Linked DNA regions of Homo sapiens: all the other regions are linked to region 3. Evidence: chromatin contacts called from ENCODE Hi-C or POLR2A ChIA-PET data. All regions are on one chromosome and are shown on one strand. The core of a region is the stretch at or near the end of the contact, and the rest is flanking DNA. Distances in the headings are between cores, read along the strand shown.

Region 1 (3,217 bases), core at 483-2,982, 470 kb after region 3:
AAGAAATATTAAATTATTAAGGCCCTGGTTTAATCCATGAGACAGTAGATTACAGCGGTAAATAGCATGAGCTCTGGGGTCAGACCGTAGGAGTTTGGGAAAGTGACTTCTAGACAACTTTGAGCAAATTACTTAGCATCTCTATGTCTGGGCTTCCTAATCTGGAGAATGAGGATGACAGTGGTACACATTTCAGATGGTTGCTTTGAGGATTAAATGAGATAATACCTGTAAAGTTTAGAACAATGCCAGGCACATGGTAAGGCTTGGAGTTAGTTATTGTAGAAGGGGCTCTATAAATAAATGTTTAATTGAAAAAAATCAACAGTCCAACTGGGGGTGGCAGTTAACCACTCTTACCCCAAAATGGAAACCTCTTGCTATTGGAATAACTTTCCAGAATAAAATATATGAAAGAAAACTTGATGAAATACAGGCATTAAATGTTATCACATAACCATCCGTAAATTCTGGGTTTCCACAAAGCAGTTCTTCCGAATCATAATTAAGGGTTTGAAAGTCAAATGATTTAACTGCTAGTTTTAATTACCTCTTGGTGAACTTTAGTGTGTTAGAATTGTCACAACTTTCCTTGAGGATTACTCTGAAGTCAAGCAATACAGTGGGAAATTATTAACTCCTACTTTGGTACAGCAATTATCTGCATTACAAGGTTTATGCAATTAGCTGTTTAAGATGTCATTATATTTTGCCATCTGGTACACAGGAGTTTATGCATATGAACAGGCACGTGTTGAAGTGATTTTCACTATATGACTTGTTCTCAACCCAAGTCATCGCTCTAATGAGGGGAAGTTGCCGTGCACCGTACATTAGTGGCAGGTGCACACTATCAAGCTTCATTTTCATCGAAGACCTTCATTTTTCCATTTTAAAGTATTCTGCACAAGTGCTGGAAAATTAATTAGTCGTTCTCAATTGAACAACGCCTGCAGACGTGTTCTTTAGCAGTTAGGCGGGGGCACGGCTTCAGGTAGGGGCCACTCCTCCTCCTCACCCGGACGGCTGCAAGGAACCCTCATTCTGTGCAAAGCCAGGGCGCAATCCTGTGCAGTAAACCTCCCCTCGCGAAGAGGGAAGCGGGGTTCGCTGTTGCACCCCAGGCCGAGCGCCCTAGGGGAGAGGGCGCCGCAGCGAGTCCCGAGATCCGAGCCCGGCCTCGACGCCGGAGCGCTCCCGGAGCTGGTCCTTGCCCGAAGCGCATTAAAACGGCGCCCTCTGGTGTCAGCTCGCGGCGGCCGGGTAAAAGCAGTGGCGCTGGGGGTAGAGTTCTACTCGCCACCCTGTTCGCAAACTGAAAGATCCCCGAGTTTAGAAAGTGTCTTGCCGCTCTGCGGACGCTGTGTCCGCGGCCCCGCTGTCGCGCAGAGCTGGGCTGCGATCAGAAAGTCCGGCTCCCCTGGCCCCAGACAGTGGCTCCCGGGGGAACCAGCGTGGAGGGTGAGGAGGGACCTGGCCTTCGAAGGCAGGAAGGACAGAACCCCCAAGCCACGACGGCAGCGGGGCGCGGGGACGGCCGGGCTCCAGCCACAGAGGCCCGAACTCGGCCCGCACTGCCCGGCGGCAGGCCGCGAAGGAGCCCCGGGTAGTGGGGGCGGCAGGAAGGAGAGGCGCGCAGGGCCTTCGGGGCCTCCCCAAGCCCCGGGCTCCCGTCTGGGCTTTGTGGGTTGGCGGTGTCTGAATCGCCGACGGGCCGAGCCGTGCCGGGAAGGCGCGCGGCCCCGCGCGGGCACCTGGCCGAGGCCGCCCCGCGCTGCCATTGAAATGTGACACTGATGAACGAGCTAGGCCCGCGGCTTTCTTTGGGAGAGTTGGAAGTCGCCAGCCGCGAGATCTGGGGCTCTCAGGTTCCCTGGGAAACGTTCTCCCCGCACCCCACTGCCTCCACCTTCGGCACTATTGCTATCCTCTCCCATTTCCCCCCAACACACACACACACACACACACACACACACACACACACACACCCCTCACGCGTTTTCGAGTGCCAGACCAAGAGTCTTAAGTTCAGCTCCAGGAAGACAGGGTAGTGGCGGGAAAGAACATTCTGACGACGGGGAAGTTTGAGTTGGTTGGGGCTGAGTCAATAAAGTCGCCCCTTGAGCCTTTTGTTTTGAGGCTTTGATTGCAACGGCGCCTTTCGCCTTTTATATTTGGGGCCTGGTGGGTGACAGTGAGGGGACAGAGGAAGGGGACGAAGCACGTGGAACCTGGCCCCTTTTGGGATGTTTCTGCACCAGCTTTTGTTGGGGGAGAGGATGGGAAGGGAAGGAGGGAGAGTGGGTGCCTTACAGGCAACCAGCAAGGATTTCTTGAGAGACAACAACGTGCGGAGCACTGAATCAGGCACCAGCAGCGCTTATTGAGAATGAGAATAGGATCTTGCAAGCTGATTAGCGAGAGAAAAATTCAAAAAAGGGACAAATTGGTTAGATTAAGTATCCAAATAGATGCAGCAAAGCTGAGTAAACAAATCAAGGATGGGTATTGGAATTGGCTAGTGGAGTCTCAGAGCATCTGTGTGTGGACATCTCCGTGAGTCCATTGCAGTTCAGAGGTTGTTCTATGTAGGCTCAGCCTAGAAAACAGATACTTAATAAAGTTCGAGATGACGTTGTCAAAAAAAAAGAGCCAATCATTCCGGTTGGAAGATAAAGTTGGACAAGTAAATCAAGCCCAGACTGAGAAGGCTGAGGGGCCCAGAATCTAACGGATAATCTACTGGCTTTGGGGCCAGACTAGCACAGAAGCAGCCCTATCCAAGCCTCTTAGGAATTGTAACTATGAGTCTCTGTTTCCCTCCGTGAAATGGGGATAATTATGCCTTGGTATTGTGAGGATTACACAGGGTTAAATGAGACAATGTCCTTGGGCCTAAATACTTTTGGTATTGATATAACCCCTCCTTCTCTTTCAACCATTTCAGAATCGTTCCCATGATCCCTAGGCTCTGGGCATCTTCAGGAGTTCTTCAAATAAATATGTGACTATGCCCATCTTGTTTATGTTCAGTCAGCTCTGTTGCCTCAGACACTCAGCAGTCCATGTTTTACTGATACCTTTTGGAGCCTCTAAATTATTTGAAAACACTGAGTTTTTACTACAGGCTTCGGTAATTGACTTTCGGAGTAACCGGCCCATGAGACTGGTCCATTTAATGTCAATAATAAGTAATATCAGTTTATTAGACTCTCAC
Region 2 (3,626 bases), core at 90-2,589, 400 kb after region 3:
TGTCCATTGATTAACAACTGTTCATTTCTCACTCCACCTAGCTCCTGGCAACCACCATTGCACTCTTTGATTCTACGAATTTGGCAATTTTAGATACCCCACATAAGTGGAATCATGCAGTTTCGTCTTTCTCTGAGTGGTTTATTTCATTTAGTATAATGTCCTCAAGATTCATCCATGTTGTCACATATTTTAGAGTTTCTTTTTTAAGGCTAAGTAATATTCTGGGATGTGTGTGTATGTGTGTGTGTGTTCCACATTTTCTTTATCCATTGATCTGTTGTTGGATATTTAGTTCATTTCTACATCTTGGCTATTGTGTATAGTGCTGCAATGAACATGGGAGTACTAATATCTCTTCAAGATCCTCATTTCAATTCTTTTGGATAAATACCCTGTGGGACTGCTGGATCATATGGTAATTCTATTTTTAATTTTTTGAGGAACCTCCATACTGTTTTCCATAGCAGCTGCACCATTTGGCATTCCCACCAACAGCATGCAGGGTTCCAACTTTCCCACATCCTTGCCTGAATCTCTTTTTGGATTCCGGAGTGACAGTGTCTCAGGATCTTGGCGGGGAAGGACCATCACCTCCTCATAATCCGTGCCACTCTGGAGGGCTGAGCACACAGTTCTCCTTGTTTCCCTGTTTGCCAGCTTGCCTTGTGGATAAATGCAGAGAAGGATTCAGGATTGGAGGGAAGGGTGAATTCACGGCCCTACAGAGCATGTCTAAAAGCATTTGTCAAAAAAAGAGTTAATGACTGCTTCTCTGCGGGAAGCCCTAAAGAAATGAGTGTCCTGAAGTGTAGAACATTCGCTTTTACGGTAGGTGGTGTTATTGTTACATGTTCATACAGACAGTGCTAATTAACAATCCTAAAGGCCACATCATTAAATTATTTCTCCGCTAAAAACCCTATGATGTTTAATGCGTCCCAGCAATTCAATTATATCTAAAACACTGGCCTGAACGGCAGGCACTATTCTGTGGCTGACAAAGTGCAAGTTGCTCTTAAGAACAGGTGAAGCTTAACAAGGAAAGAACAACATCTGACAAACTACCTCCCTGCTCTTCTCCCTAACATACACCCTAAGAATAAAAACAACAGTGATATTCCAAGAAAATTAACGTGGGTCTTACCTTTGCTAGGCTGGCGATGAAATATAGGCTTTACCAAATTTTCTGTGAAGAATCTGACAAGATTTTCTTAAAAGATTTCACCCAAAATAATCAAATCAGTGCCCTCAGATCTATTTAAGGTCCATCGGGTTTCACTGTTTTTTCTCTGGATCCTACCACCCATCCTTTGTCATTTCTAACCACTGCAAATTGCATTTTGGGTTTGAACTTGGGGTGACTTCATGGCTTTGGTCTGGGTTTTTCCTGGATGTGTATCACAGTCAGCAGAGAGCACTTTGAAGAGCACACAAAGCCTCTTTGTCTCCCACTCAGTGAAATATCTCAAGTACAGAGCACAGTGAAAAAGGGCTTCTTTCCAGCTTAAACACACACACACACACACACACACACACACACACACACACACACACACAAAAGAAGCTCTTGCCCTTCCCTGCCGCCCCCAGCTGCTGTGGTGAGACAGTCTCTGCACAGGCACAGGGCCCAGTGCAACTGGCCAAGTGGCCTCAGTCCTCTGGACAAGGCTTGGCAGGCAGCACCATGACAGAACCTCCTGCTTGGAAGGTGTTGGTGCCGAGACTGCATCTGGGAGCAGCACATATGTGATTCCACTAGTTTTTACACAAAGAGGCAGACTATGCCAGTGGCCAGCTGGCCAGCTGGGCACTCATCTGCAACCTTAGAAGCAGGAGTCAGGGAGCAACCCACTGATCCTCTTGTCATGGTCTTCCCAAGTGCCCAGTTTCCACATAAACCATTTCCTCATCACTCTCCTCCCTAACACTATCCCAACAGTACCCTCAAGGAGGCCCCACTCAGCTCTATGAGGACAGGGGGCTATGTATCTCCTTAGCTCCATACCACCAAGCACACTGCCTTACATGGAACACACTCTCAGTAAAGGTTTCTTGGATGGAAAGATGAATGAACAGATAGACAGATGGATGATGGGTGGGTGGATAAGTGTGTGCATGGATGGGTGTGTGCAGGGATGGGTGGGTGGATGGATGGGTGGGTGGATAGAAGAATCTTATAAACCATTGTTCGGATCCTGGCTCAAACATTTTCTTTTTGTGAGATCTTGGGAAAATTACCAAAACTAAGATACTACAAAACTAAGCCTTTTGGTTTTTTATCTGTACAAAGAATGATAGCAGTTACGGTGGAGATTGAGAAAATTCAGTAAGCACCTGATAGTAGGTGCTCTGTACACATTCATGGTTTTTACCCAGGAACTGTTTATAGATTATCAAGTCCCTTGCTTCTGTAGGAGGTCTTTCCTATCACTGTCGAATTCATTGCTCACTTGCATCTCTCCCAAAGGGATGGCAGAGGAAAGGTAGTAAAGGGTGCTTAGAGTGGAGTGAGGACTACAAGAGGGAGCACCAGTATTGACTGGGGATGCAGGGTTTCTAATTTTTCTAGCCCAGAAAAATTCAGACAGGCATGGTTTGGAGGAGACCTGGGTTCCAGTCAAGGCCCTGTCCCCAACTAGCTGGATAAACATGGCATGATCACCTCTCCCTTGTGGTCCTAGATTTCTTCTATGAGATAAACTCATATGATTGCATGAATGCTGAAGTCTCTTCAACTCCCAACTCTGTGATTCTATCCTTCGAGATCCACTTAACATCTTCTTACCTCCTCATTGAAGCCTGTCCTGACCATTCCTGCTGACAATAAATTCTCCCTCTTCTCAGAATCTGTGACTCTTGTCTGCGCTATGTGTCTGGAAATTAGTTCACTTCATAGCCTTGCAATGATGATGATAGCAAACTCTCAAATCATACTAACTGGAGGACCAGAGATTATTCTTAGCTACACACATACGCACACACACTTGAACATATGCATGCACATACACACACATACACACATAATCATTACATTCTCATAATACCTCTCTATGAAGTGAGCAATCTCAAAATCTCATTTTACAGATGAAAAACTGACACATAAACACACACAAAAAACTTACCCAAGACCAAACAGCTTTAAGCACTGGGCCAAGTATTTGAACCCAAGCAGGCATGACCTGCTGTTACCAGGCTGTCATAGGTCTCCTTGTTATTCAGCATCTCACTCCTCTCCCCAGTAGCTTCCCTAAGCATAGGGGCAGTGGGGTGCTGTGGCTAAGTCAAAGGACTCCCTGTCTAGACCACCTGTATGTGAACCCCAAATCTATTTTACTGCTTTGTACCTCTATTTTCCCATGCATAAAACAAGAGTAAAAAGTGCACTCCCTCGTAGGGTTGTTATGAGAATTAAATTAGTTACTCTAAGTAAAGCATTTAGACCAGACATTTGCTGTTATTGGGTGTAGGAGCCCAGCCTAAAACATCTCTGTAGTCTCTATGCCTCATACATAGGGAATGCTTTTGTGTTGACTCAGTCAAGAACATGGGAGGAGGAGTCAAACAGACCAAGTCCAGTCCTAGCTCAACCACAGATTAACTTTATGACCTTGAGCATGTCAGTT
Region 3 (3,288 bases), core at 61-2,560:
AATAAAACTTTATTTAAAAGATCAGGCATGGACAAAGATTTGACCTGTAGGCCATAGTTGCCAACCCCAGATCTAATGTATGGTGCTGGGTATGAGAAAAGTGCCTAGCGGTAGCCCTTATGTACAGATGATCTCTAAAGCCTGGATTTAGTTGGAGCACTTTGCCAATGTTCTTGAACAAGTACTATATTTTATATGATTTTGACAACACAAAATAAGAAAGCAGGATTAGATAGGCAAGTTCAAATTGAGGATAAAAGCTGATATTGCTCTTTCTGCATATTATGAGCTGTGGATTAGCACTGTATTAGAAAAAAGTTTGAAACTGGGAGGTGATGTACTACTTAGACATGCTGCTCCTTAGTTATGTGGCTCAGGCAAGCTACTTATCTTTTTTAAGTCCAAGTATTTTTTTTCCATTAAGTCTACATAATAATATAACATATCTTACTGGCTTCTTGTGATGATAAATGATACAATAAGTGAAAGACACAACATAGTCCCTAACAGAGCAAATACTCTAAAGTCATAATTAGATGCAGATACAATTGTACACTTAAATATGGAAGGACATAATTATTGGTATATGAAGGGACATAGGAATAAATATAGACATGGATGAATGGTGAAATCATAAGCTAGCTCCTGGTCACTGCAAGTGTTCAAGTGGAGACTGAAGAGTCATTATTTACAAAAGAACAAGTTGTACCAGGAAATGCTCTGAGTTTCTAATTTTAAATTTGCAACGTAATGACAGAGTCAGGATGCTTACCCACTGTTGGATACTTTCAATTAAGTTTTCATGTCAGGGCTAGGTTGGATATTTTGCATCATATGGAGGCAACACTCTGCAGGAAGAAGCATGGACTTCAGCATCAAACACACATGAGCTTGAACTTTCAGCTCTACTATTCTACTATCTGTTGGCATTAAGCCTGTTGATTCACCTATTTTAATTATTCAAACGGGGTCAATATCCCTAAAAGGACTAAATTAGGTAATAAAGTAACTGGCACATAGTAGATAATGACACTTTCCTTCCCAGCATTTTTTTTTTTTATTCTGAATACCCCCTGTACACTCTAAATAAGGTTCTCACCTTAGGTTTTCCTCTTCATCCTTCCATTTTCTTCATCAGGAGCAAAATTAAGTTTCTATCAAGTGCTCACTGACATTACCCTGGCATCTGAACTATCCAATGTGACATACACAAAACTTTAATGTGTAGACATGCTAATCAGAAGGGAAATGTCAAATCTGCATACATTTCAAATGACCCAACAATATTTACCTTAGAGCTACGTCTCCTATTTTTCTGACAATTGCCTCATTGAGGAAGTGACTCATGCAGCATACCAAGCCCCATTCCATCTGAGAACTTTACCTCCGACTGGTTTGAAAGCATCAAAAAGATGAATGTCACTGCCTTGCAGTTAGTAAGGAGGCTAATTTGATTTGACAAATGATGCTGATTTTGAAGGGGTCACTAATCATTAGAACTACCGAGGACAAAGAGTGCCTTGAAGCTGGATAAAAATTGAATATTTAAACAGTTTGTTATGCAAATTTACTTTCTACCTGTCAGGAGTGTGTAAAGCACAGGGTTAGAGAGTTTGTGGTAAGGCCATCCCTAGGCTGATGACTTCTCTGCACAGTCTGTCCTCACCACCCAGAGGTCTAGTGGCCCAAAGCCCTTGGATCTGCAACTCCTGCTCACCCAGGTGGAGGGTGAGGTGAGCACAGCTCCACAAGGAGTTCAGAGCCTCCACTTCTCAATCTCTCACTATCCCTTCTCCATGGCCATCAAAAAAATGAAGAGTGAGCTGAGTTAAAATCCAGTTCACCCGAAATGCCAACTTCCAGATTAGCAAATAACCCCTCATGGCCCCAAAAGAGAGAAATCCGGAGCTTTATGAAGGCTACACTGACATTCTCAAGGAACCTCAGCATTTTGAAGCAACAGGGCCTCCTTCTTGTCTCTAGTATCTACAGAAAAGCCTTTGTCTCCATAGCTACTCATTCTCCATTTTAATTAGAGGCTTTATTTTGTTTTGTTTGTTTTGTTTTGAAGTTTTATTATAAGTTCAGGGGTACATGTGCAGGTTTGTTTTATAGGTAAACTTGCATCATGGGGGTTTGTTGTACAGATTATTTCATTACCGAGATATTAAGCCTAGTACTCATTAGTTATTTTTCCTTATCCTCTTCCTCCTCCCACCCTCCATCCTCAGGTAGGCCTCAGTGTGTGTCGTTTCCCTCTATATGTCCATGTGTTCTCATCATTTAGCTCCTACTTATAATTGAGAACATGTGGTATTTGGTTTTCTGTTTTGCATTAGTTTGCTGAAGATAATGGCCTCCAGCTCCATTCATGTCTCTGCAAAGGACATGAACTCATTTTTTTTTAATGGCTGCATAGTGTTCCATTAACATCCTCATTCCAACTGATCATTAGAGAAATTCAAATCAAAACCAAAATGAGACACCATCTCACATCAGTCAGAATGGCTATTATTAAAAAGTCAAAAAATAACTGATGCTGGTAAGGTTGTGGAGAAAGAGGAATGTTTATACACTGTTGGTAGGAGTGTAAATTACTTTAAGCATTTTAGAAGACAGTGTGGTAATTCCTCAAAGACCTAAAAACAGAAATGCCATTTGACCCAGCAATCCCATTACTGGGTATATACCCAAAGGAATACAAATTATTCTATTACAAAGACTCATGAATGCGTATATTCATTGCAACACTATTCACAATAGCAAAAGCAGGGAATCAACCTACATGCCCATCAGTGATAGACTGGATAAAGAAAATGTGGTTTCTTTTGTTTTTAATCAAAAGTATCCTCAAGGATATTTGCTTCCTCACATATGCCCCACACAGTGACTGCCCCTTTGTACTCACTCACTGAGAAAGTCCTTTGTCTTTTTTGGTCACACTGCAGCCCTCTGTCCACTCTGTACTCTGTGTGACGTGAGGGCAACATTCAGCCCCTTTTCATTTAGGTTTTCTCAAACATTGCCATGAAAATGAAAGGTTTGACCCCAAAGCCCAAACTTAGGTTTCCTGACATTGGGCAATATTCCTGTAACATTGCCTTGAGCATTTCCATATCTGTAGTAGGGCAGAGGTAACACATGTTAATCTCACTTCCCATATTGTGTTTCCTACACTCAATTTATGATCATTGAACTGGTTGTGGAGGGCCTTCTGAGCCATTGTGAGAAATGGAGCACTACCCTGAGTGAGATAGGAAGCCAAGGGAGAGTTCTGAGCAGTTTCTT

The links. A loop is a pair of places that touch in the nucleus more often than their neighbours do. ChIA-PET counts read pairs that join two places held with the same protein, here RNA polymerase II (POLR2A). Pooled maps may share reads with other maps.
Region 1: a loop to region 3 is called in a map of chondrocyte, with 2.7 times the contacts of the local background. The contact joins two enhancer-like sites. A Hi-C loop is called at or near these places in 4 of 168 maps with a recorded cell type or tissue (Calu3, ascending aorta, chondrocyte and 1 more) and 5 of 50 pooled maps. POLR2A ChIA-PET finds 5 or more read pairs at or near these places in 1 of 52 experiments (PC-9).
Region 2: a map of endothelial cell of umbilical vein shows a loop between it and region 3 (2.7-fold over the local background). The contact joins the promoter of NFIA-AS2 here to the enhancer-like site in region 3. A Hi-C loop is called at or near these places in 2 of 168 maps with a recorded cell type or tissue (Calu3 and endothelial cell of umbilical vein).

Annotation. Positions count from the first base shown.
Region 1 is chr1:61,041,884-61,045,100 of GRCh38, forward strand. No RefSeq gene overlaps it. Among named protein-coding and RNA genes, the nearest start is that of NFIA, 39 kb to the right of the region's middle. Within about 2 kb of position 1,733, at least 19 of the 41 ENCODE cell types and tissues checked have a DNase peak (open chromatin) inside an H3K27ac peak, as active enhancers do; they include ascending aorta, where a contact is called at or near this core.
Region 2 is chr1:60,969,401-60,973,026 of GRCh38, forward strand. NFIA-AS2 (NFIA antisense RNA 2) reads right to left here and starts at 1,340. Exons shown (of 7, transcript NR_110617.2): 1 at 1,148-1,340.
Region 3 is chr1:60,572,566-60,575,853 of GRCh38, forward strand. The region is part of intron 4 of LINC01748 (long intergenic non-protein coding RNA 1748); the gene reads right to left. Among named protein-coding and RNA genes, the nearest start is that of LINC01748, 48 kb to the right of the region's middle. Within about 2 kb of position 1,311, at least 6 of the 41 ENCODE cell types and tissues checked have a DNase peak (open chromatin) inside an H3K27ac peak, as active enhancers do; they include ascending aorta and endothelial cell of umbilical vein, where a contact is called at or near this core.